Regions from separate parts of the Homo sapiens genome. Here all the other regions are linked to region 3. A link is a contact called in ENCODE Hi-C or POLR2A ChIA-PET data. All regions are on one chromosome and are shown on one strand. The core of a region is the stretch at or near the end of the contact, and the rest is flanking DNA. Distances in the headings are between cores, read along the strand shown. Region 1 holds the start of LINC01366 (long intergenic non-protein coding RNA 1366). Region 2 holds the start of LCP2 (lymphocyte cytosolic protein 2). Region 3 holds the start of SPDL1 (spindle apparatus coiled-coil protein 1). Region 4 overlaps LCP2 (lymphocyte cytosolic protein 2).

Region 1 (6,184 bases), core at 145-2,644, 750 kb after region 3:
AGGCCTCTGCTCTCACTAGCCCTACATTCTAGTGTCTGTTGCAGGGTCAGTGAGGGGTGGGTAGGGGGTCACAGACTACGGAAATAAACAAAGTAGGTGAGTGAGAAGTACTGTAAAGTAAATTAACAGAGCAATATCCCAGAGGGTACTACTTTAAAAGGAATGGTCAGGTCACCTTACAAGAAGGTGGCCTTTGTGATGAGTCCCAAATGATAAGAAAGGAAGCAGCCAAACAAAGAGAGACAGAAAGTCCTGATGTGGGAATGAGCTTTGTGTGTTTGAGGAACAGAAAAGAACAGAGTAAGCAGAGGAGAGGACAGAGATGAAGGCAGGGAAGTTAGGGAAAGTGTAAGAACTTGGAAAATACAGGAAACTCAGCAACAGCCAGACCTGATTTTGAATCCTTTCTCTAGCATTCATCTCTACACGTATGACCTTAACCAAGTCACCGCACCTTTCTTAGCCCCCATTTCCCCATCATGGAATGGGGACACAAGTACCTATGTCATTGGGCTTAGGGGAGAAAGTTCGGTAAAATGTCTGACACATGATAGATTTTGACAAACATTATTTCCTCTTCTTTTCTTGCTTTAAACATATAATGATGCTGTTACCTTAAAAGTTAGGTTATGCCATTAGAAGGCGCCTTTGTTCTTTGCTCTTGTTCTACCAAAATGAGAAAATGGCAAAAATCGCAGGGTGGGTCTCAGTTCTCCATTTTGTTAATATCCAAGTTGATATTTCCCTTTTGCGACAGTAACAACAACATGCAAACCAAAAACTGAAACAGCTTCAGTTCTGTGCCCTCAGGATCCAGCGTGGGACTCGTGAGAACCCTCCAGAGACAGCCACATTTCGAAGCAAGTGGCACAGGCTTTGCAGAAGGCACACTGGGCCCCTCTCAAAACTCAAGCAGCAAAGATGATGAGAGAGCTGCAGACTTCGGGGCGTGGAGGATGGGACTAAGCCGCAGAGTGCCTTGTCTAACATGTTTTAGGAAGCACCCTTCTCTTTCCCGACTCACATGGGGCAGCTATAATAATTCAGCTTCACGTGGCTGAATTATTTTCTGTTTTCACTTGGTTCTTTTTTTCTTCTCCTTTAAGAAAAAAAAAGTCCAAATAGGCTTTGGGCCACACTGGACTACCTAGTAAGGGGGATAGATGATCTAGATGATTTGAGAGCTGGTTTTCTGAAAAGCCAGGGAGCTCTGGTCTTGAGAAGACTCAGTAGCCAGGAAGCTGAGGAACACACACACACACACACACACACACACACACACACACAAACACACCCCTTCCTGGCTCCAGTTCCGCACCACCCCACACCCCCAACACCGGAAGTAGATTTCTCAATAGGCAGGGCTGGGTATGAGTCACAGGCAATTCCGTTTTGTTTGGGACCATGAGACCTCCCACTCCTGGGGCCAGAAGGAGTTGCTGAGAAGGAGCTGTGGTTCTGACCTTCAGGGGAATTCCCACGTCTGTATGGTGGCTCGTGAAGAGCATGGTTCCTTTTCTCAGCCCTCTTGAGGGGCGAGGATGCTGAGGACTGAAGTCGGTGGGGCTTGATGCATGTGGTGTGTGGATGGTGTGGGGAGGTGGGGAAGGAGGACTAACATGAATGGTGTGAGGTCTTTCAGAGGGGTCTTCCCAAGGTCACATAGTTGACGGGGGGTGAGTACTCACACTCGTGCAAAGGTGGGGGATAGGAAGGGAAACTGAGGCCATTAGTATTTGGCACCATAGCTGGTCTCTGAGGCTTTCAAATGTTCCCCCAGGAGGTTCAGCCTCTGTGGGGAGAAGCCAGGGGAACCCCATGGCACATCCCCAGCCCTGCCTGCTACCCGCCTCTGCCATCTCCCCTTCCCCTGGGCTATGAGGGGAGGTAATGAGACCTGTGACTCATACAGTGCTCTCCTTTTCCCTCCTATCAGCTCAGACTAAGCAGAGAAGTGGGCAGAGCTCTTTCACCAGAGGTGGAGGGGCCTGTTGGGGAGGGGACCCACCAAATCCTTGGGGGTGGTTCTCAGCTCCCCGGAGATAGGGGAGATGAGACCTCAGGAAGGCTCTGATCAGGCGTCTTCTGTTCTCTTTCCTTTCTTGGGTGGGAATGATGCTTCCCACTTTTGTGGTCCACCTGCAGGCCGCCTTTCATCCTTCTTCAAGTCACAGAGAGACAGAGAGGAGGGGACGAAGGACGAGCCATGGGGTTTTGAAAGCAGGCACAGCAGCAGGGGTGCTGCCTCCAGGGGTCTGCTCTGCCAAGAGTTCCTGTCCCAGGTGTCTACAAAAACAGTCAAACTCTATAAAATACTTGGAGATTTATTCTGAGCCAAATATGAGTGACCAATAGCCCGTGACACAGACCTCAGGAGATCCTGCCCAAGGTGGTCAGGTTACAGTTTGGTTTTATATATATTAGGGAGATACAAGAAATAAATCAATACATAGAAAATGTACGTTGGTTTGGTCCGGGAAGGCAGGACAACTCAAAGCAGAGGCTTCAAGTCATAGATACATTCAAAGATTTTCTGATTGACAATTGGTTGAAAAAGTTGTATTATCATCTAAAGACCTAGAATCAACAGAAGAGAATGTCTGGGTTAAGATGAGAGGTTGTGGAGACCAGGGTTCCCATTATGCAGAGGAAGCCCCAGGTAGCAGGCTTCAGAGAGAATAGGTTGTAAATGTTTCTTATCAGAATTAATTCTCTCCTGGAGCACGAAAAGGAAGGGGATTCTCTTCGAAATATAGATTTTCCCCACAAGAGACAGCTTTGCAGGACTATTTTGAGATACAGCAAATAAACATAACTTGGGGCAAAATACTTTGATTTTTTTTTTTCAGGGCCTGCTCTCTGTCATGTGATGCTATACTACAGCCAGGCTGGAATTTGGTGTCTTATTGCTACAAAGAATCAGCTTTGTCAATCCTAAGGTCTGTTTTAATGTTAATGCTGGTCAGTTGTGCCTGAGTTCCAAAAGGGAGCAGGAAATAATGAGGCACGTTCGACCCTCCCTTCCCACCACGGTTTGCACTAGTTTTTCAGGTTAACTTTGGAAGGCTATTGGCCGAGGCGAGGGGTCCATTCAGATGGTTGGGGGACTTAGAATTTTATTTTTGGTTTACACAGGTCACTGAGAGGCTGCCAGAGGGCCATTTTCATGACCAGAGGGATCTGTTCAACACCCTGTGGGTCCCAGCACCTATCTCAGGAAGCAGGGTGCATCTGTCCACCACCAAGTCTCAGGGTGGCTGGGTGAGCGCTCATCAGTCCCAGACAGCAGGTTGGCACAAAACGACACTGCCCACAAAACCACAGGAAGAAGAGAAACTCCGACTGTCTTTCAGCACACAGAAGACACTGTACTGGACCCGGACATTAGGCAGACACCCACGCCTGACTTTCAGGAGAAAAGAGAACATGACTAACGGATATTCTTAGTAGATGGTTTATTAGAAAAGAGAACATCTTCCAGCATGTGTCCTGGGGTGATGGGTGTGGGAAGCACTCAGTCCATAGTCCTGGTCCCTGGCTTCCCCAAGCCCAGCACCATGAATGTACAGTGGAAAGCAGAGGGTGCAGCGTCTCAGAAAGATGCTTCCACTCACAAGGATTGGAGCTCACAAGTGAGCTCCATAACCTGCAAACCAGAGAAACCTGAGACACTGCCCCTTGGCCATTTTATCAACGGAGACTTTATTGTGATTATCCCGGCAGGGGGCCGAGCTCTCCTCTCTGCAACAGGAAATGCTCTTTAGTGAAAATGCAGCATTTCTCCAAGGGTAACAAAGCTGAACGCCTGCTTAGCTTATGAACCCTCAGTTGGCCTAGGTGGTGCAAAGACCCTGCTGTTACTGCTTTGATCATCAGTACTGTGGACTGTACCAGGAGATCCCTGGGAATGTGCTCTGGGCGGAAGCAGCTTTTATCTTTGGCCCTCACCCATGCTTTATATGGTGAGGTTGGGAAAATGGCACAAGGCTTCTCCTGAACCTCAAATCAACACCCTTGCCCCATTTAGATCCTATCTGGCTGTTTCTTGCTAATATTACTGCATCACTGCACCATCTTTCCTATTTCAGCAAAGTGGAGTCATGTGTGGTTTATGGGGTAGATGGACCCCAAAACTGATAATATGAATCAAGCTATGGTGTTTACTCCCTAGGAAATGCACAATTTTTCTGGAAACCTACAGAAGCTTCAAATGCATTCGCCATGCAAAGCTAAGTCAGCAGAACAACCCGTTTGGCTTTGGAGGCTAGTTCAGTTCCGCGGACAGGGAGAAAGATGAGGCAGACTGTGGTTTTTCAGTTCCTGGAGCTTACGGAGCTCCAAAGCTCCCTCTCTTCCCACCCTGGCTGCACTGTTCTTAATTTTAGATAATACCCTGCCTTCTCGTATTGCTGCTGAGCTCCTAGCATCCTCAGTTTATCTGTCTGTGAAATGAAAAATCTAATGTTAAATTTTTTACCTATGGCATGAGAGAGATGGCTATGGCTCTTGTGAGCCTCTCTGCAGCCCCTCTTTTCCTTCAATCACCCTCTGTCTCTCCTGCCTTCTGCTTATTCTCTCTCTCCCCTCATCCCCACTTTCCCAGTGGGTCCTCTGTTCTCTTTTTTTTTTTCTTTTTAAATCTCTCTATGCCTCCAGCCGAGAAGATAAAGAGTGTACATCTTTCTGGTTAAAAAGTTTTGCTTTGCAGAAACACAGCCAATTTATGATTCTGGCCTTCCCAGCTAGGGACAGTGTTCATTTACATTTAGGACCATGAGGAGAGAGGCTTAGCTGTGTGTTTCTGAGGCCGGAGAAAATTACAGTGATATATAACAGTGCTGCACTCATAGAGGTGCTGAGCCGGGGTTGGGCTCAGGCGGCCGCTAAGCTCAGAGTGGAAAGTTTCAGAGGGGAGGCAGAAAGGAGAGGTCTATAGCTCCTCCAGATTCTAGGTATTAATTTACTAAGATATTCCTAAGCCAGAAAACAGAGACAGAAGACAAAGAGAAAGAGGGAAGAAGAGCAAGACAGAGAGTTAGAGAGAGACAAAGAGAGAGAGTTAGAGACAAAGAGAGAGTGGAGAGGAGAGAGAGCAAATATTGAAAGGAAAAGGAAAAAGAAAGAAACCTGACAGCTCATGAACTTTTTAAAAAGTTACAAATTAGATTTGAAGAGATGGGCAGAGGTTTAAGATTTCTTCATTAGGCTGGGTGTGGTGGCTCATGCCTGTAATTGCAGCACTCTGGGAGGCTGAGGGTGGCAGATCATCTGAGGTCAGGAGTTCGACACCAGACAGGCCAACATGGTGAAACCCTGTCTCTACTAAAAATACAAAAATTAGCCAGGCATGGTGGCACGCGTCTGTAATCCCAGCTACTCTAGAGGCTGAAGCAGGAGAATCGCTTGAACCCAGGAGGCGGAGGTTGCAGTGAGCCAAGACTGTGCCATTGCACTCCAGCCTGGGTGACAGAGTGAGACTCTGTCTCCAAAAATAAAAAATAAAAAAAAAAGGTTTTTTTAAATTATACTTTATTTTTAGGGATTTTTCTTTATCTACCACTTGCTAAAAGGGCCCCAGCAGCAGGTGACTGGCAACAGAAGAAGGTTCCAGAAAAATGAGAGTCACTTCACTGGGCCTTTGTCCTTGACCTGAAGGATTTCTTGTACCTTGTGCACTTTTCTGGGGTGCAGGATGGTTGAGAGGTGCAGTGGTCAAGGCACTTGATGCTTGTCCTGGAGACTGAGGTTATGGGTTGATCTGTCTGGGTGCCACTCAGAATCCTGAAACCTGGATCTGCCACTTACAAGATGTGTGTCTAAATCAGGTTTCTTCTCTCTGAGCCTTGGTTTTCCCATCTGGAACATGGACATACCAATATCTCACAATGTTATTATAAGACTCACTCATATCAATATGCTATTAAGTAACACAACTAGCAATGGCAACTGCTCATAACTCACATGTATTGAACAGTGCACTGGGTCCTCATTTTACATTTGTGATCCCGGTGGGTCCTCACGTCTTCCCCACCAGGTGAGGACCACAAACAGCCTCACGTTTTAAATGATGCTTAGAAAAGCCAAGACAAAACTTAATACTGCCAGAGTGACTCCAAAGCCTTTTCGCTTTAGCAACCATATAGGTGCCCAAAACAGTTTTGCTTCATCTCCTTCTCCCACCTGT
Region 2 (5,734 bases), core at 1,939-4,438, 710 kb after region 3:
CCATATTTTTATCTTATAGCTAGCAAATCCAAAGAATAAATACAATTGTTATGAAATCTTAGCTTGGAAGGGTGGGATGATTATCACACTCAGAAAGCTGACTTAGAAGTTGATATTGAAAGCACATCCCATCTATGGAGCCCTGGTATCCCCTTTATCTACAGGCAGTGGGGGGTAAGTGGTTCTTGGAAGAGTCAACTGCCTTTAATTCATCATTCTCACTGTTATCATTATGAGATAAACCAGATGATTTTGAAGAGTGCTAACTTTGTGTCTAGATCAGCAGAGAGTCCTGCAGACTGGGACCCAGGCATTTGATTCTGCTCCAGCAAGATCTAGGCTTGTGGACCTCAAATCTGTATTTTTAAGGAGCACCCTAGACGATTCCTATGGCATCCAGCATTGGTAGGCACTGGTCCAGAAAAGTTACCTGGATTTGTAGTAAGGAAGACTGAGGCCTCTAGAGGGAAAGAGGCTGGTCTAAGGTCACACAGTGAGCTGGGATACCAGCTGGGACCCCACCTGGGATTAGGACACACAGCTCTGAGCCAGTGCCTCTCCACTGCACGACCCAAGGATGTTCTCCTGCAAGTCAAAAGGAATTGGAGAGATTGAACAAATATGTAACATGGTCTCTGTCCTCAGGAGCTTATATTCCAGACACAGGACGAGGTACCCATGTCAGAGACAAGAAGACGCAAAGTCCCACCAGTCTGCATGGGTGTCCCCAGCTAGGAGCCAGTTAATAGAGAAGGTAAAAGGGCAGAAGGAACACGCATTAGGATCCATTTGTCTGCTGAGTGCCTTGCACACATCATTTGCTTTAATCCTCACAACCAACCCATTGGGTTAGTTACTGTTCATATCTCTATTTCACTGATGAGGAAGTTGAGGCACAGAGAGGCAAAGCAACTACAGGAAAGTCGCCAAGCTAGCAGGTGGCAGAGCCAGGGTAAAGTGTGTCCGACCTCAGAGCTGAGTCGAGAGCTGTCTCCAAGGGAGGCCTGACCCCACTACTTGGGTAGAGTTTGCATCTGCAGATCAATTCTTTACATGTCATGTTTGACAGCTAAGATCCATTCCCAAATGACTCTGCGGTCCATTCGTTTGGTAGTTTCTTTCAGGGGGCTGAGGTACTCAGAATCTGAAGGGTTTCTATCCAAGTCTGTGGAGGGACTAGAACTTCCAGGATCACAGATTTGCCTCAGTCTCCTAGTTTCTTCCCTCAGTCCATTTATGGCAGAAGAAGGAACCTGCCTGGGTGCTGTAGATTTGTCCTGGGGTCTGAGATCTCCAGGAAGAAAACTCTCCCTTCCCCCAGCTCAGGCAGTGAGGTCTTCCTGTACCATCCCTGACCCGTGGTCCATCTCCCTGTACTGATGGGAGTTTTAGGGATCAATTCTCTGTTGCTCAATTGGATTGTATAATTCTCCTGGTCACACCTGAATGTTAGGCCTATCTGTGCCTCTCAGCCCGTCCCAAGTCTTTCTCTTCATAATTCTCAATTCCTTTCTTTTTCCCTTATCAAGGTAACATGCCACTTTATTCCCTCTTGGCAAATTTTACCTTGTTGCCCTATCTTATTTGGTCTATATTTGAGCAAGATATTTAGAAACATCCTTCAAAAAACCAGTTGCGCAACAATATTTGCTGAAATCTAAGTTTATTATGACCTTGCAGAAGGAAAATAACAGAAATGAAAGCACAAAATATGGCAAAAAACAGGATCTGTGAACTGTACCCCTACCATACCACACCTAGTTCAACATGTTCTCATTTTCTTCTTCAGGTTGGGGGAGAACAGCTGTGACTATAAATGCCTCGGAAATGCATAGACCCCAGGTTTGGCTATACGTCCTAGGGAACCTCGTCTACCCTCTTGAATCTCAATTTCCCCAGGAAAAACACGAAGCTGAATTAGATGACTTCTACCATCTTAGCTTTACAATCTCATCTTTATGACAGTCTGGAATATCAACAGAATCCGATGCCAGCCTGCAGGGATGAGGGTGTTAGAAGCTTAACCGTCTCGCACAAGTCATCTTACCACATGGTCAGGGTAGAGGGACTATAACTAAGTCATGTGGCTTGAGATCTGCCCAAGCAGATGCGTTGTCCCCTTCTGCCAATGACCAAGCACAGGGATCCTTCAACCTTTCCTCTAAGTCCAGAAGATAAGACAGCAACGCTCTGGTCCCAGCACCGCCACAAGCCTCTTTTCCTCTAGGGGCCTCAGTTTTCATAGCTATAAATTGGGGCTCACATCAGTTTTCTGTCCTGCTTCACAAGACTCTCATAAGGCTCCAAGGAGACTGCCCCAGGCGGGAGCTTGAGGACCCCCCTTAGGGTCGTGAGCAGTGAAAGCCCAAATGCTGTGTCTGGCACTGCTCATCATAGTCCTCTATCCAGCCCTCCCACCCTGCCTATTCTTTCTCCTGCCTCCAGGACACCACGTCTCCCCTTTCTAGTAAGTAGCGTTGATCTCATTAGCAGTTACAACAGTTCTCTGCATCTCAGAGCATGGACTTTAAAACCAGATAGGTGTGGCTTGAGTCTTGCCTCTATCACATGTAGTCCCTAGGGCTTCGGACCATTTCACTTCCCTGAGCTGATTTTGCAGCTGAGTCAAGGGGATAACAATGCTGACCTCACAACATAGTAGGGAGCGCTAAATGGGACAGTGCCTGTGAGACACCGAATTCAAACCCTAGCACATAATAGGCACATACTCATTTGAGGGCTTCTGCTCCCATCCTTCTCTCCGGAACTCATGGTCAGGAAAACTCAGCGGTCTATATGGCGCTCACTCAACCAGTAAAGTTGCCATAGGGTTCCATTGCTATCTTATACACCTCCCACATTCTGCCCCAATTCCATCGTCAAGCCTCAGCTCAGCCCACCAAGGGCACTAGCATCATGACCATTCACACAAGAGCAAGGCTTACCTTCTTGAAATAGTCAGCAAGGCTGTCGGGGTCCCAGCCCAGGACCTCTGAGCGAAAGGGCACATTCCTCAGTGCCATGGCTGCTCTCCCGGGAAGAAGCTCACAAGCTGAGCATGGGCGCTTCACCCATGGGCAGAGAAGCTCAAATCCAGAGCTCGGAGGCGTTCTTGGCTCTTCCAACTCCCAGCTACCCTGTGGAACACCCCTGTTGGAGCCGATGTCTTTTCTGGCGTAGCCAGATCCCAGAAAGCAACGGCTTCCTCTGCGAACAAATATGGTCTCTTCTCAGAAAACGACTCAGCTAGTTTCCTTTACCACTTCCTCTGCTGGGCTCTAAATAAGTAAACAAGGAAGCCCAGCTCTGGAGGCTTGAGATGCAGAGAGAGCCACAGGGTTGGTAATTCCCCACTGGCTCCAGTCACCCCAACCCAGTAGGAGAGGCAATGAAGGGGTCTTAAACTCCAATGTGAGTCTGAGTAATTTTCCTTTAAACTCTGGGCACCCATATGTCTACACTGCATTCTTGCTCAGCTGGGGCTTTGCAGACCAAAATCTATCCTGACGGTTGACCTGAAATACAGACAATTTCCCACATCAGTGAACTGCTGGAGCATGTTTTTTTAATGCTTTCCAACCACTTTCCCCTCCCACCATCAAAGACTGGGATTCTTTCAGCTGCCTCTTTACAGTTGTCATGAGAGGGTCCTCAAGGAGTGAGTGAGTCAGGCACCCAGGGCTGAACAAGGTGCTACACTGTGCAGACAGGGCTCAGTTTCTGATATGACTATTTCTGTGCTATGCAACCTTAGGCAAGGAGTTAAAAGCTGGGAATCTCAGTTTCCAAATCTGTATAATAGGAAAACAGTGATTCTTCATATGCACATAAAACTTAGATGCATTCAACTAGACAAACCTAAAAAGAAAAATTAAAAAGAAAAAAAACTTAACAATTGCTATTGGTAGTGTCATATATTCCATTCACTATTGTTTCCACAATATATTTTATTCACTATTGATTCTGCCATATATTCTAGCCAAAGAGCACATTCCCTGGAGATAGGAGGTGAGAATTTGCTGTTTTCTTAGTTTCAGACATTGTTCATTTCTCATAACTGAACAACTTATTGGCAGAGGGTGAGTCCAGTGTATAAAAGCAACTATATTTGTGCAATAAGGCAACCTCTAAACACAAGTTACTACTTCATCTAATGCCACACACACACACACACACACACACACACACACACGAGTCATCTGTTCCAAGGCTGTTGCCTTTACTAAGTGATGCTATGTTGGTCCTTGAGGTGGTGCCTTCCTGAGGGTTTTCAAGCATAGCTTTGGCCATGCACAGTTTTCTTCTTATACACACTCTGAGGAGCCCCGCCGTCACGGTAATGCACCTGCCTCACAAGCTGGTGGGCAGCTTAAATGAAATACACATTTTGCTCCAGGCCCAGCACTAGCTCATCAATGTGAGCTGGTGTTAGCCTCACCTTAGAAGGTGCTGAGGGCATCAGTGAAGGTAGCCCAGGCCATTTGCTCCTTGCAGGGCCTCACACCTAAGAACTCTTTTCTTTTCTCTCTTTCTTTCTTTCTTTCTTTTTTTTTTTTTTTTTTTATTGAGACGGAGTTTCGCTCTTGTTGCCCGGGCTGGAGTGCAATGGTGCCATCTCGGCTCACTGCAACCTCCGCTGCCTCCCAGGTTCAAGCGATTCTCTTTCCTCAGCCTCCCGAGTAGCTGGGATTACAGGCATGCACCACCACGCCCAGCTAATTTTGTATTTTTAGTAAAGACGGGGTTTATCCCTGTTGGCCAGGCTGGCCTGGAACTCCCAACCTCAGGTGATCTGCCCGCCTAGGCCTTCCAAAGTGTTGGGATTACAGGCGTGAGCCATTGTGCCTGGGCCGCACCTAAGAGCTCTTTGTAGCTGATCATTCTGTATAAAGCACAGCTCTGCTGTACAAAAGCTCCATCACGGGTGAGAGGTCACCTGGTCTTTCAAATCACTAGCATAGCAGTGAACAATAAAAAGCCATTTGAAGAGAAAGAGAGAGAGAAATCACTTTGAAGTAGAGTAAGCACAGAAGATGTCATGGAATTAACTGGGATTTAAGCAGGGCCGTGGAGGATGGAGTAAAAGGGAGGGCATTCCTGACGTGGATCAATCAATCTCTCTCTCGCTATCTCTCAAAACACATGCCACCTATGAAAAGGAACATTCCAGATCATCCTTAAAAGTAGAAGCAATTTTACTTTATTTTATTTTAATTTCTCCTTTTTATTTGCTTTTGTTTTATGTTTAGAGATGGGGCCTCCCTCTATTGCCCAGCCTGGAACGCAGTGGCACAATTATAGCTTACTATAGCCTCGAACTCCTGGGATCAAGTGATCCTCTCACCTCAGCCTCCCAAGTGGCTGGGAGTACAGGCATGCACCACCATGCTCGGCTAATTTTTTTATTTTTACTCTTTTGTGGAGATGGAGTCTTGCTTTGTTTTCCAGGCTGTTCTTGAACTCTTGGTCTCAAGCGACCCTCCCATCTTGGCATTACAAAGCGCTGGGATTATAGGTGTAAGCCACCAAGACTGGCCTAATTTTCTTAATGATGTTCACCCCACTCAGGATAAGAAAAATCTACAAAAAAGCAGTTGTAATGAAGGTATCACTAAATATTAGGCTCCTTTAGAAAGAATTATCCAATTAATGTGGCCAAGATGGAGGATCCATGGAGCTCATTTAGAAGACAGACAAAGCAGCTAAGAAACCTGGATGACAATAATGGTGACTT
Region 3 (5,472 bases), core at 2,227-4,726:
CTGTCTCCAAATACAGTCACATTGGGAATTAGGGTTTCAACATATGAATATGGGGTGGGGGGCAATGGAGGTGAGGACACAATTCAGACTATAACAGAGGCAGTTAACAAAATCCATTTTTCCAGCTGTCCCAGTGAAAAATCTCTTTGGCTTAGATTCCATCACATGCACATCTTTGAATCAATTACTGTAACCAGGGTGACGGGATATCCTAGAGATGAAAGGTAGCATCAGTTTTAAAGAATTCATATGGCTGAAAATTGAGAAAATAGAAATTATACAAAAGAATAATCAGAATTCTCTTGGTGGGAATAGGAGGAAGGAATTCATGCTAGGATGTTAGCTGTTAAATGTCTACTATATTGGGATGGTGCACTCTTTCTCTGAGAGAAGATTCCCCCTATTTAAAGAAAAAATAGTATAGCTATTAGGCTCATTCAGAGTTCAAGCTGATGCTATACATTGTTGATACAGGAGAGATCGCAGACTGGGTTTCATTATCATTATTACTATTAAACAGTCAAACCCACCTGCCTGGTACAATGATTCATTCTGATATCTAATTATCACAGTGGAAGTTGTGACAATTCAATTTCCTGATCTCTTCTCATATGGCTCCTGTTTTTCTTGTTGGATCCTTATTCTCCTCCTGTGCCATGGATTAGGACAATCCCAAAAGTCCTGCACACACCCCTCCGTTCTCTCTCAAAGCTTTTTTTCTTCATCTCGGCCATCCCCCAAGTTTCAGTGACCACAACCTTGAGTGTAACTTTCGTAACTTCATATTCCAGCCCATCCTATAAATCACAGCACTCTACAGCTTAATCTCATTCTTATTTGCAGACTCTGTGTCTCAGAGTCCTGAGCTTGTTTTTGCTTGATCCCAGCGATGACTAGCTTGCAGCTCTACTTAATAACATGAAGGAACAAGAAAGTCTAAGTCATCCTCTAAGTAAGGATTTACTGTTTATTGTTTGGTAAATGTCTCTTCCACTAAACTCTAAGTTCGTTTAATACAGAGACTATTCATTTGTAATGCCCAAAACAAATGATCATTCAATAAGTTCCTGTCAAAATATATGCAGCTTTCAATATAACGTAACAGTCTAATCCTCTCGTTTCGTCTAGAACAGTCACAATGAAGAAATGATGACAAGTTCACTACAGGAGTCTATCCCAGTTCTGAACAGCTATAATATTAGGAATTGTAACTGAGGGCCACAGAGTTGGGAGGTGGGTGTTGTTTCCCAGAATCTGAACTCCCATCCTATGCTTGGTGAATCCACTACTGTGTGAGGAGGCCAAGTCCCATCTCTCCTTACGTAAATGGAAAATAACAGATACAAGGTTGCTGTTTTTTGCTTTTTCCTGACCTTTGGTATTTAGGCCATGGTATGCGGACCTTGCCTGAGTACGGAGATCTGCATCTGGTATTGTGAATCAGAAGTTCCATTAAGTTATCTTAAAAGTAGAACCCATCTAGAATTCATTTCACTTGTGACATCTAGCGTCCAGTGGTGGTATTGGCAGTCCTGTATTCAGGCCATCCCTAAAGAATGACCTTTATTATGACATGGGGTAACCTCTAAGACTTTCCTAATGCTGTCCCCTCCCCTAGAATGCACCCCTCCTTAGCTCTGCCATCCTTCAAGGCCCTGCTTGAAGTGTCACATGCACTGGGAAGTTTTAAAGGAACATTTAGACAAAATATACCTCTCCCTTCACACAACTCCTTTAGTGTGGGGCACATACCACTTGCATAGCATTTACAGCCCTGTAAGTTCTATTTGTTTTTTAAAATCTCCTACTATATTGCGAGCATCTTCTAGGCAATAGTCGAGTTTACCACATCTCTGAATTCCTCCACTATGCCTAACACATTGCAGTCACTCAATTAATAGTTTAAAATACATATTTTTAAAATAGAATAGGAAGAAACATTAATAACATAGGGTATACCTTCTCTTGTAACAAAGGAGAAAAAATAAGTTCAGATCGATTTTAGATTACCTAATTGCAGCCAGTCATGATTGGCCTAAGCTAGAACAATCTTTTCCTGGCCCCTGAGTTAAGGAATCTTTGTTCAGTGATAGGGAAAATGGTATTTGTTTCATTTCTCCAAGAACATAGGTGTGATTACAAATGAATGAGCATCTGGTTCATTGGAGTCCCAGATAAATCTGTGAGACAACACTGTGAGCAATTTGTTGCCAATCTTAAAGCTCAGATCAACCCTTTGAGTCTGGCTTAGCTCAGGCAGAAATTGTAGTCTGCAAAAGAAACTGAGAAGAAGAGGGCAAGGAGAGTGTGGCATCCCAAGACATAAAGACTCAAATCAATGAGAGCAAGCAACTCTGTCAAATTTCACCAGAAGTGAGGACTAAATATTGACTACCGAATTTTGCAAGGTAGGAATCACTGGTAAACCTAACAAGAGCCACTTCATAGTATTGGTTGGGACCAAATCCTGGTTAAAGTGGGAAAAACAAACAAAAGAACAAAAGGTAAGAAAATGGAGATAATGGATGTAAAGATTTTTTTTCCCCAGAAATTTTGTTATAAAGAGAAGAAAACAAATGGGGTGGTTGCCGATTGGTGTCAAGGAGGATTTTTTAAAAAATGAAATCATGAAATGATTTTATGGCAATCACTGCAGCATGTTTATGAACTGATAGGGAAGATCCAATAGAGAAGAAAAAACTGAAGATGCAAAAAAGAGCAGTTAGAGCCAAGTTCTCAAATAGGCAAGAAAAGATGGGCTCGAAAGAACGACATGATTCATGTAACAGTTACTAGGACTCATCAGTGCTCATTAAATGTTATCTATTATTATTTCTGATCGCTTCAATTTTTGAATAGGCATCAGGGTTACAAAATATTATTATTAAAAACACATGCAAACAGCTTGGACTCTAAGACTGCATTCAATTCTAGTTCTACCACTTGGACAAGGCACTTTTTTTCTTCGGGCTTTTTCTCTGTAGAAAACGAGGAGTAATATCTGCCTCATAAGGCTGCGGGCTTAACTGAGATAATCTGTAAACTTTAACACATGGTGGGAACTTAAATATTAACGCCAGTATTACCACTGGTAGGGTGCATGAGATCGCACGATGGTGCCAAAGGTGTCTCTCCACCGCCCAGCCCAGCGACACTGTTCCCCTAGAAGGCATTGTCGTAAAAACAAAAAAAAAAAAAAAACGAACAAACAAAACACCAAAACACGGAAACTAAAAGCAAATACTTAAAAGACATGCAGGAAACCAGCCCAAGGAAAAATTTATGTGGAGCCACGTCTGCGCCTGCGCCTGCGCCAAGCCCACGGCGCGCCACTTGCACATGCGCAGTAGCTGTAGGAGGGGGTGGGCGCTCCATTGGGCGTTTCTCTTGGTTTTTCCTTTCCGCGCGGCTTGGGCGGACGTCTCGTGAGACGTGGGACTTCTCGCGGGAACTGCATTCAAATATCCCAGGCGCTTACTCGAGAGCTAGCTGAGCGAATGGGCCGGCGACTGTGGAGTTAGCGTCCTCAATGTGGACGCCCTGAGCTCCCATTAGGAGCCGCTGGCTGCGGCAGCAGGGGACTAGCGTGAGAGGTAGGGGCAAGGGGCCTGGTGGGAGGTGGGTGTGGAGAGCGGCAGTGGGGAGAGTCGAACAGGCCCTAAAGAAAGCTAGGGGCCGGGGTCTCGGCCGAGGCCTTTAGCTGAAACATCTCCTTCCCCGGAACCCTGGGGTCTTATACACTGGGTTCCGAGCCGGTCTTATCTTCCGCTGGACCACCTCGCCGCCCTCAGGGATTCTGGACAAATATGGAACGTTGGGTCGGTTGCCGGGTCCTCAAAATTATAACCGCCACTGGATCTGCGCTGTGCGGTACGGTAGCCTCTAGCCCGAACTAAGAAATGGTGCAGATGGGAGATACATATTGGGTTTCAGAGATAGCGCATAAGGAGTAATATCTCATTAATAATTTTTATAATGATTACATGTTGAAATGATGTTTTGAGTGTATTTGTTTAAATATGTAAATTAATTTTTCATCTTTGTTTACTTTTTAAATCATGATGGCTCCTAGAACATTTAAAATCACGTACATGACTCGCGTTATATTTCTGCTGGACAGCACTGCCCCAGCCGTGTGTCAGATTCTACCCTAATTGCTTTTCATTCGTTATCTCATTTAATCCTTTCAGTAACCGATTAGGTGGGTGTTATTGTGCTTGTTTTTATAGATGATTAAACCAGAAATTAAATAACTTGTCCAAGTTCATGCAGCCAGTGAGTAGTGGAGGCGGGGTAAGAACTCAGGCAGTTTGATTCCCAGAGTTTCCTGTGTCCCAAATGCTTTGTGTGTGCTATATTTTTGAGAAGCAGGACAGGAAAAATGGTTGCAGCACCATGGTTTCTAGGTAGATTCTAGTTCCCATCACACTTCGCGTCTTAACTTGCGGGTAACCCTAAGCAAGTTACTTAAAACTTTCTATGCCTCAGCTTGCATGTGTAAAATGAGGGAAATACCTTCAACCTCTTGAAGTTGTTGAGAAGATTGAATAAGAATGTGTATAAAGCGGCCGGGTGCGGTGGCTCACGCCTGTAATCCCAGCTACTCGGGAGGCTGAGGCAGGAGAATGGCGTGAACCCGGGAAGCGGAGCTTGCAGTGAGCCGAGATTGCGCCACTGCAGTCCGCAGTCTGGCCTGGGCGACAGAGCGAGACTCCGTCTCAAAAAAAAAAAAAAGAATGTGTATAAAGCACCAAGCACAATGTCTGTCACACATTAGTAGTTTTTAATCAACCACGGCTATCTCTCTTTGTAGATTGATAGGTTAACTCTTTCTCATCCATTAGACCTCTGCTGAAAAGTTACTTCCTCAGGAAAATTTTTTTGTCCATGTTCCCTTCTACGCGCTGCCCCCCAGATTAGGACAGCTCCCCCTTGTTACAGGCTCAGGTAGCATACATCTGTCTCTCTTGCACTTATCATACTTGTAACTTGATAGTTCAATTACTTGATTTAATGTCTTTTACTAATAGACTAGGATTCAAGAAGACAGGAATATTGTTTTAGGTTGCCATTGTGTTGTCAACACTAGCACAATGTCTCACACAATAAGAATTCCAGCAAATTTTTTGAATAAACTAAAGCAAATTTTTTTTGGCTTCTCTGGATATGCCTGGCTGGAATGTCTTGAGGTTAACCCTATTTTTATTTTGGTAGTTGAGATGACAGTATTTACTTAACTCAAGCTCATCAAGATAATTAGATGAGATAATATATTTGAAGCAGTTAGCATGGCAAATGGTAAATCCTCAACGAATGTAAGTTATTGTGAACAGTACAACATTTAGTTGGCTGGCCGTATCATGTACAGGCTTTGAAAAGGTCTTGCATTTTAGAGCAGTGACTGCCAAGCTGGGATTACCTAGAACACCTTTTTTTCTCTCTTAAACCCTGTATCTCTTCCCTTGTCTTCAT
Region 4 (6,203 bases), core at 1,821-4,320, 690 kb after region 3:
TCCCCTCGTTGGACACCATCTTCCAGACCCCTGGGATTCAGGGGACAAATGCAGATCAAAAAGTAGGGCAAAAACAGTTCTGTGCCTCCCTTTTAAGGTTCAACTCGGGACTGAAAAATCTTGCGTTTCCTTACACCAGCCGCACTCACTTGCGTGTGAAGATGCTCCTCCTCTCTTCGTTCTTGTTGATTTCCTGACTTAACTTACTGAGAATCCTGCAAGATAAAGAGACAGATGAAGAGATAAAACCATCACTCAGTCTCAACCTTCCCCCTGACCCTTGATATCCCCTGGTCTATAGAAACTTGGGGCACCAGGGCCAACTTTGGCCAGGCTCCTCTTTGTCACCTCTGCAGGGACCCTCTGCTCTTCACTTCCTCCCAGAACTTGCCATCTTATTCCCCGGGCCAGACCTTCCTCCTGCCCAGGAAGCCCTCTCTCCTCCTTGCTGATCTGTGTCTGGCTGAGCCTTCCAAGTCCAGCTCAGAGCTCCCCCTTAAAGACTTGTCAGCTCACACCTGGCTTTCCCTCCAAAAATCAGGAGCCTTAGGATCTGGATACGATAGCTGTGTATTTTCTTGTCTTACTATTCCTGGGGCTGAGGTCCCCTGGCTTTTGCATGACCTGGCAGTGCTGTCTTGTTCCTAAGAATCTTCAGACCATCATCTAGACCCACAGGAATCAGCTGCTCCTTGGAGATTTCTTATCACAACCTCTAGTGGGCTGTTCTGTGGCCTGCCTTCTCCTTCCATCTTCCCCTCCCAGACTCCCACTTGGTGATGCGGATTCTTATAAAAGTTTGGGGAGGTATTCTCTATAAAGGCAGGGGTTGCAGAATGAGAGACTCCCTGAATCACTCATGCCCTTGAGGCCAGCTTTGACCAAGACACTTGAAGATACTCTTAGTCCCTGGGTTCCTTCATGTCAGAACTAGCAAATCCCCAAATCCCAGGATGGAGCTGGGGGAGCTGGGGCAGGAGGGCTTTGCCGACAGAACCATATCTCCAGCATGCCCTAGCAACAAGCATCCATTCCAATCTCTCAGATATCCAGAACTCGAGACTGCAGCCCCACTTAGTACCCACTGATGAGACCAGCGAGACCCTTAGTAGTCAATAGGCTTAGTGTTTCCTCGAGATTTGGGGCAACTGGAAGGAACCTCAGATTATCAGTCCAATTTCATTTTACAGAGGAGATGGCAGATGGCGGATCATGAAGTCAAGAGATCGAGACCATCCTGGCCAACATGGTGAAACCCCGTCTCTACTAAAAATACAAAAAAAAGCTGGGCATGGTGGCACGTGCCTGTGGTCCCAGCTACTTGGGAGACTGAGGCAGAAGAATCACTTGAACCTGGGAGGTGGAGGTTGCAGTGAGCCGAGATCACACCACTGCACTCCAGCCTGGTGACAGAGGGAGACTCCATCTTAAAAAAAAAAAAAAAAAAAAAAAGGGAGTAGCTTGAAGCCACATAGTAGTTAGTGGTAAAGGCCACCCCTTTTCCCACAACTCACACCAGCACCACAAGCTAGCCTTTCTAATTTCCAAGCCAGTGCCCTTTCAACGCACACACCCCTGTGTCAGTTCCCTTTCTGCTGCAAGCTCTCTGGAGGCAGATACTGTTGAGTCCCTGGCCTGCCTATGAGAACGGCTCATGATCTCTATTTCTTCTGCTTAATGACCATCTCGAAGTAACAAGTTTAGCCTAAAATAAACTTGCTAAGTTAGCAAAGGAAGTCCTTAGCAGCCACCATTTCTCGATTCCTCCATCACCTCCCCTGCCCCTCAACTCCCTCATTTCTCCCAAGATATGGGCTCCAGGCTGGGCGCGGTGGCTCACGCCTATAATCCTAGCACTTTGGGAGGCTGAGGTGAGCAGATCACTGAGGTCAGGAGTTCGAGACCAGCCTGGCCAACATGGTGAAACCCCGTCTCTACTAAAACTACAAAAATTAGTCAGGCATGGTGCACGCCTGTAATCCCAGCTACTCAGGAGGCTGAGGCAGGAGAACCACTTGAACCTGGGAGTCAGAGGTTGCAGTGAGCTGAGATCACGCCACTGCACTCCAGCCTGGGGACAGGAGCAAAACTTCGTCTCAAAAAAAAAAAAAAAAAAAAGAAAGAAATGGTATCCAAACCTCCTACCTCATTAGAGCAATGGGATAAACAAATTTTGATAAACACACTGGTACTTAAGAGGAAAGAGAAGGAGGAAGGGGAGGGAAAGGTTTACTCTCTGTAATAATATTGTTGACAACTCCAGGCTTTTGTGACTGGGCAGAGAGAGCGAGGCTTTAAGAGCAGCAGCGGGGGCTTCCTAGTTGCCTCCTGACCATGCCGTCAGAATGCTTGTGACATGGTTCTTTTTGGTTCCCTTAAGTGGTTGTTTCAAGAAGACGATGGGCATGTGGGATAAAAGGACTCCTACAGAGCTGGCAAGGGAGCCCCGTTAGTGTCCTGTGTCCTGGCCGTGTCAGGTGGTGCTGGCTGCAGCAGCCACTCCCATTCTGTCACCTGTTTATTCAACAATGTGCACTGAGGGCCTTCTAAGTGCTGGGAACTTAGAAGTGCTCAAGGTGCATCAATGAGCAAAACAAAGATCCCTGCTAGTGGAGAGGAAACTTTAAGGAGGTGAAATGTGCTGCATATGCACCATGCACATGCAGAGTGGGGGGCTGGGGAGGGGGATGGGAGTGCAGGGGGGGGCTGGGGGGGATGGGAGTGCAGGGGTGGGGGCTGGCGAGGGGGATGGGAGTGCAGGGGTTGGGGGCGGGGGGGATGGGAGTGCAGGGGTGGGGGGCTGGGGGGATGGGAGTGCAGGGGTGGGGGGCTGGTGAGGGGGATGGGAGTGCAGGGGTGGGGGGCTGGGGGGGATGGGAGTGCAGGGGTGGGATGCGGTTGCCATTTAAAATGATCAGGCCTCACTGAAGAGGTGACATTTCAGTAATGACTTGAGCGAGGTGGGACTGAGGCTCACCTCAACGCCCTCCTCCTACAGAGTTTGACAGGGCTCTGACCAGCTCACAAGGCTGCTTTGGATCTTGAAAGAACCTCCTGCTCTCTGCGGTGTTGCCTCTCACCAGTATCTCTAGCAGCCAGGCTGGAGGCTGCCGGGGCTCGAATTGGGTGAGGAAGGAAATGTCAAACCGCAGGCCTCAGCAGAGGAGCAGCAAAGAGCTGAGTGGGGGCAGAACAGGTCCTGGCAGTTGGCTTGCAGCAAAGTGTGGGCTCCCAGGGTCCTCCTGCTTTAAGGGGCTACAGAAAGCACCTTCCAAGCCTGTGGGACCACTGCCAGGGTCTGGTGGACGGTGCAACAGTGATGGTGGGCATAGCAGGGAGGTGGTTGCTATGGCTATTGCTAGGTGCAAACCTTCAAATTACACCCTACCCCCAGAGGACCAAGTGACAGTGAGTGGAGGGAGGTGACTCATTCTCCCTTCACCCCATAAACCCCTGGCCTCGCTCAGGACCAGAGCAAGAAGTGATGGGGGCTGGGCAGCCATAGACAGCAGTCCTCTCTGCTTGCCTTTGTTTAAGGGACTAGCTGGCCCTGGAAATGGGCTGAACCTCCCCACAGGAAGCCAGGCCCGTGTAGGAAGGCAGCATTCTACAATGACCTAGGTTCCAGCCCAGCTGCATCCCTAACTTACAGCATGGTGGGGGCCAGTCTTCATCTTCTCAGTCTAAGGTCTCTCCTGGTAATGTACAAGGTACAGGGCCTGCAGGCACAGACAGTCTAACTACAATGTCTGGCCCCAAGGGTGGCGCCCACTGTGTGATCTCAGACAAGGCAGCTGCCCTCACTTGGCCCCAGATTCCTTATCAGCACAATACAGGGGTTAAACCTGATTAGGGAATCCCTGATGGGCCTGATCATCATGATTACTTAGCTGTACCTGTTGCAAACACTGATCACCAGGCCCAGCCTAGACCTACCTGAACGGACTCTCTGAGGAGAAGCCTGAGGCTCAGTGACATCAACCGGCCCCCACGTGATTTTTATTATCATCCAAAAAGCTTGTGAAATAAATCCTGCTATTCTTGACACTGATGAAATTGTTTGTTTGTTTGCTTGTTTTAAAAAAGGAGGAGAAGGAAAGGCAGGAGAAGGAACTTTGTGATTATGAAGGGAGTGAAACAGGAGAGTGGGGGTATGCGGGGCCTTAGCTGGCCTCTGATGTAGCCCTTTAATTCTCCCCACACTTGAACAACAGTGAAGGAAGCCCTACTAGTGGGTCTAGAAATCAACTTTGCTGATGACACAAGAGGAAAGAAACTATACAAGAAAAGAAGGCTGCCAGGCAGGTGGAAAAGGAGGGAGAGAGAGAGGGGGGAAGGGAAGGGAAGGGGAAGGGGTATAGAATAGAAAATATCAGTGCACAAAGCATGCAGTAGGAATAGGCATTGTCCTGTGAAAATTCCATCTTTGTTTCCTCTACTGTGGCACGTGTAGCTGTGTACTGGCTTATGATGTAGAGCGCATTCTTGCCACAGCTCACATAGTAAGAGCTTTGGCCAACTTCTGACCAAAGCCCTCCCACAGTGGGAGCCTTATTCCCTGGGCTCAGATTTCAGACTGCCTGCTGATCCCTCCTGGGACAAGGCTCCCGGCTCCTGGGTAGGGCAGATGCCTCTCCCCCTGTGCTGTTCTCTCAGTGGGACCCTGGAACTCTCCTTCTCCTCCCCACCCCTCCTCCCTGCACACATTCCCACTCTCAGCCCTGCTCTCGCTCTGCATTCCAATCCTCCTTCCAAGGAACAAAGTGTTCTTTCCGTCTTTAAAGACCAGCCCCCTTGAACCAAGAGCCAAACCTTCTAAATTCTATCCTTGTCACCTGAGAAGCCGGGGGCAGCCAGATGTTTTAAGACTCAGGAAGGAGCCTTTCACCATCACCTGAGGCCTCGGTCGAGAGTGTAAGAGTAGGACATAATAATTTGAGGACACAGTGTTCTCCTTACTTGTCACCCATGTCCCCTACCCCTGTAGTTTTACATGGAGTGTTTTCCTGGTGCCTCACGATCATTTTCCTGGTAGACAAGTATAATTATTCTCATTTTTACAAATAAAAAAGGCAGGGCTGGCCAGGTGTGGTGGCTCATGCCTGTAATCCCAGCACTTTGGGAGGCTGAGGCAGGTGGTTCACTTGAGGTCAGGAGTTCGAGACCAGCCTGGCCAACATGGCAAAACCCCATCTCTGCTAACAATACAAAAATTAGCCAGGCATGGTGATGCCTGTAATCCCAGCTACTCGGGAGGCCGAGGCAGGAGAATCGCTTGAACCCAGGAGGCGGAGGTTGCAGTGAGCCAAGATTGCGCCACTGCACTCCAGTCTGGGCAACAAGAGTGAAACTCCAACTCAAAAATAAAAATAATAATAATAATAGGCAAGGCTCTGAGGGAGGCATCTGTCTAAAGGCACGTGACCAGCATTTATGGGGAGAGGAGGCTTCACGTCGAGTGCTGTGGGCTTGCACTGGAAGAGAAGAAGGGACAGCCAAGGGAGGCACCTTTCCTGTGGCAGGGCCCTTGAGGACTGACAAGAGCTGGGTCCCTGGACGGCAATTAGCCACTGAATGGGACAGGGGAGGACCATGTTGGAGAGAGGCCCTGTTTTGGTTTTGCTGGGGTCTGGCCATATTTCTTTTTTTTTTGAGACGGAGTCTTGCTCTGTCCCCCAGGCTGGAGTGCAGTGCCACGATCTTGGCTCACTGCAAGTTCTGCCTCCCGGGTTCACGCCATTCTCCTGCCTCAGCCTCCCGAGTAGCTGGGACTACAGGTGCCTGCCACCACACTCGGCTAATTGTTTTGTATTTTTAGTAGAAACAGCGTTTCACTGTGTTAGCCAGGATGGTCTCGATCTCCTGACCTTGTGATCCGCCCGCCTTGGCCTCCCAAAGTGCTGGGATTACAGGCATTTGAGTGGCCACATTCTTTAACAGGCATGAGAATGTTCCTTTCGCCTCTGCGTCCCTTCCTCCACACCTTTCCTGTCTTCTCTGTCTCAGGTAGAGAAATAGGTACAAAGGAGATGCCTCAGTACGTTGTTTCTGCCATTAGACTCACAGCCTTACAGGAAGACAGACAAATATTTCTGCATTACTTCTCAGCTTGAGTCTTAGGTTTTCCCAGCCTAATTGCACCATTGGTAATGGCTACAGGGATAACCAGCAGAAAGAGCATCATCCAATACCTAATTGCTGCC

What was found. A loop is a pair of places that touch in the nucleus more often than their neighbours do. ChIA-PET counts read pairs that join two places held with the same protein, here RNA polymerase II (POLR2A). Pooled maps may share reads with other maps.
Region 1: a loop to region 3 is called in a map of CD8-positive, alpha-beta T cell, with 12 times the contacts of the local background. The contact joins the promoter of LINC01366 here to the promoter of SPDL1 in region 3. A Hi-C loop is called at or near these places in 4 of 168 maps with a recorded cell type or tissue (B cell, CD8-positive, alpha-beta T cell and naive thymus-derived CD4-positive, alpha-beta T cell), 2 of 37 single-sample maps with no recorded cell type and 9 of 50 pooled maps. POLR2A ChIA-PET finds 5 or more read pairs at or near these places in 1 of 52 experiments (OCI-LY7).
Region 2: a loop to region 3 is called in a pooled map, with 6 times the contacts of the local background. The contact joins the promoter of LCP2 here to the promoter of SPDL1 in region 3. A Hi-C loop is called at or near these places in 1 of 37 single-sample maps with no recorded cell type and 7 of 50 pooled maps. POLR2A ChIA-PET finds 5 or more read pairs at or near these places in 1 of 52 experiments (naive thymus-derived CD8-positive, alpha-beta T cell).
Region 4: a pooled map shows a loop between it and region 3 (5-fold over the local background). The contact joins the enhancer-like site here to the promoter of SPDL1 in region 3. A Hi-C loop is called at or near these places in 1 of 168 maps with a recorded cell type or tissue (naive thymus-derived CD4-positive, alpha-beta T cell), 1 of 37 single-sample maps with no recorded cell type and 8 of 50 pooled maps. POLR2A ChIA-PET finds 5 or more read pairs at or near these places in 1 of 52 experiments (naive thymus-derived CD8-positive, alpha-beta T cell).

Annotation. Positions count from the first base shown.
Region 1 is chr5:170,329,999-170,336,182 of GRCh38, forward strand. It overlaps LINC01366 (long intergenic non-protein coding RNA 1366), which reads left to right and starts at 1,395. Exons shown (of 2, transcript NR_108025.1): 1 at 1,395-1,579; 2 at 3,136-5,102. RefSeq lists enhancers at 698-1,897, 1,462-1,631, 2,697-3,546, 3,463-3,512, 3,547-4,394.
Region 2 is chr5:170,294,589-170,300,322 of GRCh38, forward strand. It overlaps LCP2 (lymphocyte cytosolic protein 2), which reads right to left and starts at 3,189. Exons shown (of 21, transcript NM_005565.5): 1 at 2,946-3,189. The coding sequence starts at 3,023. RefSeq lists an enhancer at 2,292-2,371.
Region 3 is chr5:169,580,297-169,585,768 of GRCh38, forward strand. SPDL1 (spindle apparatus coiled-coil protein 1) reads left to right here and starts at 3,477. Exons shown (of 12, transcript NM_017785.5): 1 at 3,477-3,593. It overlaps LOC105377714 (a long non-coding RNA gene), which reads right to left and starts at 3,365. Exons shown (of 3, transcript XR_941200.3): 1 at 3,087-3,365. RefSeq lists an enhancer at 3,104-4,104.
Region 4 is chr5:170,275,646-170,281,848 of GRCh38, forward strand. It overlaps LCP2 (lymphocyte cytosolic protein 2), which reads right to left. Exons shown (of 21, transcript NM_005565.5): 4 at 150-215. Among named protein-coding and RNA genes, the nearest start is that of LCP2, 19 kb to the right of the region's middle. RefSeq lists a silencer at 1,426-1,475. Within about 2 kb of position 3,071, at least 19 of the 41 ENCODE cell types and tissues checked have a DNase peak (open chromatin) inside an H3K27ac peak, as active enhancers do.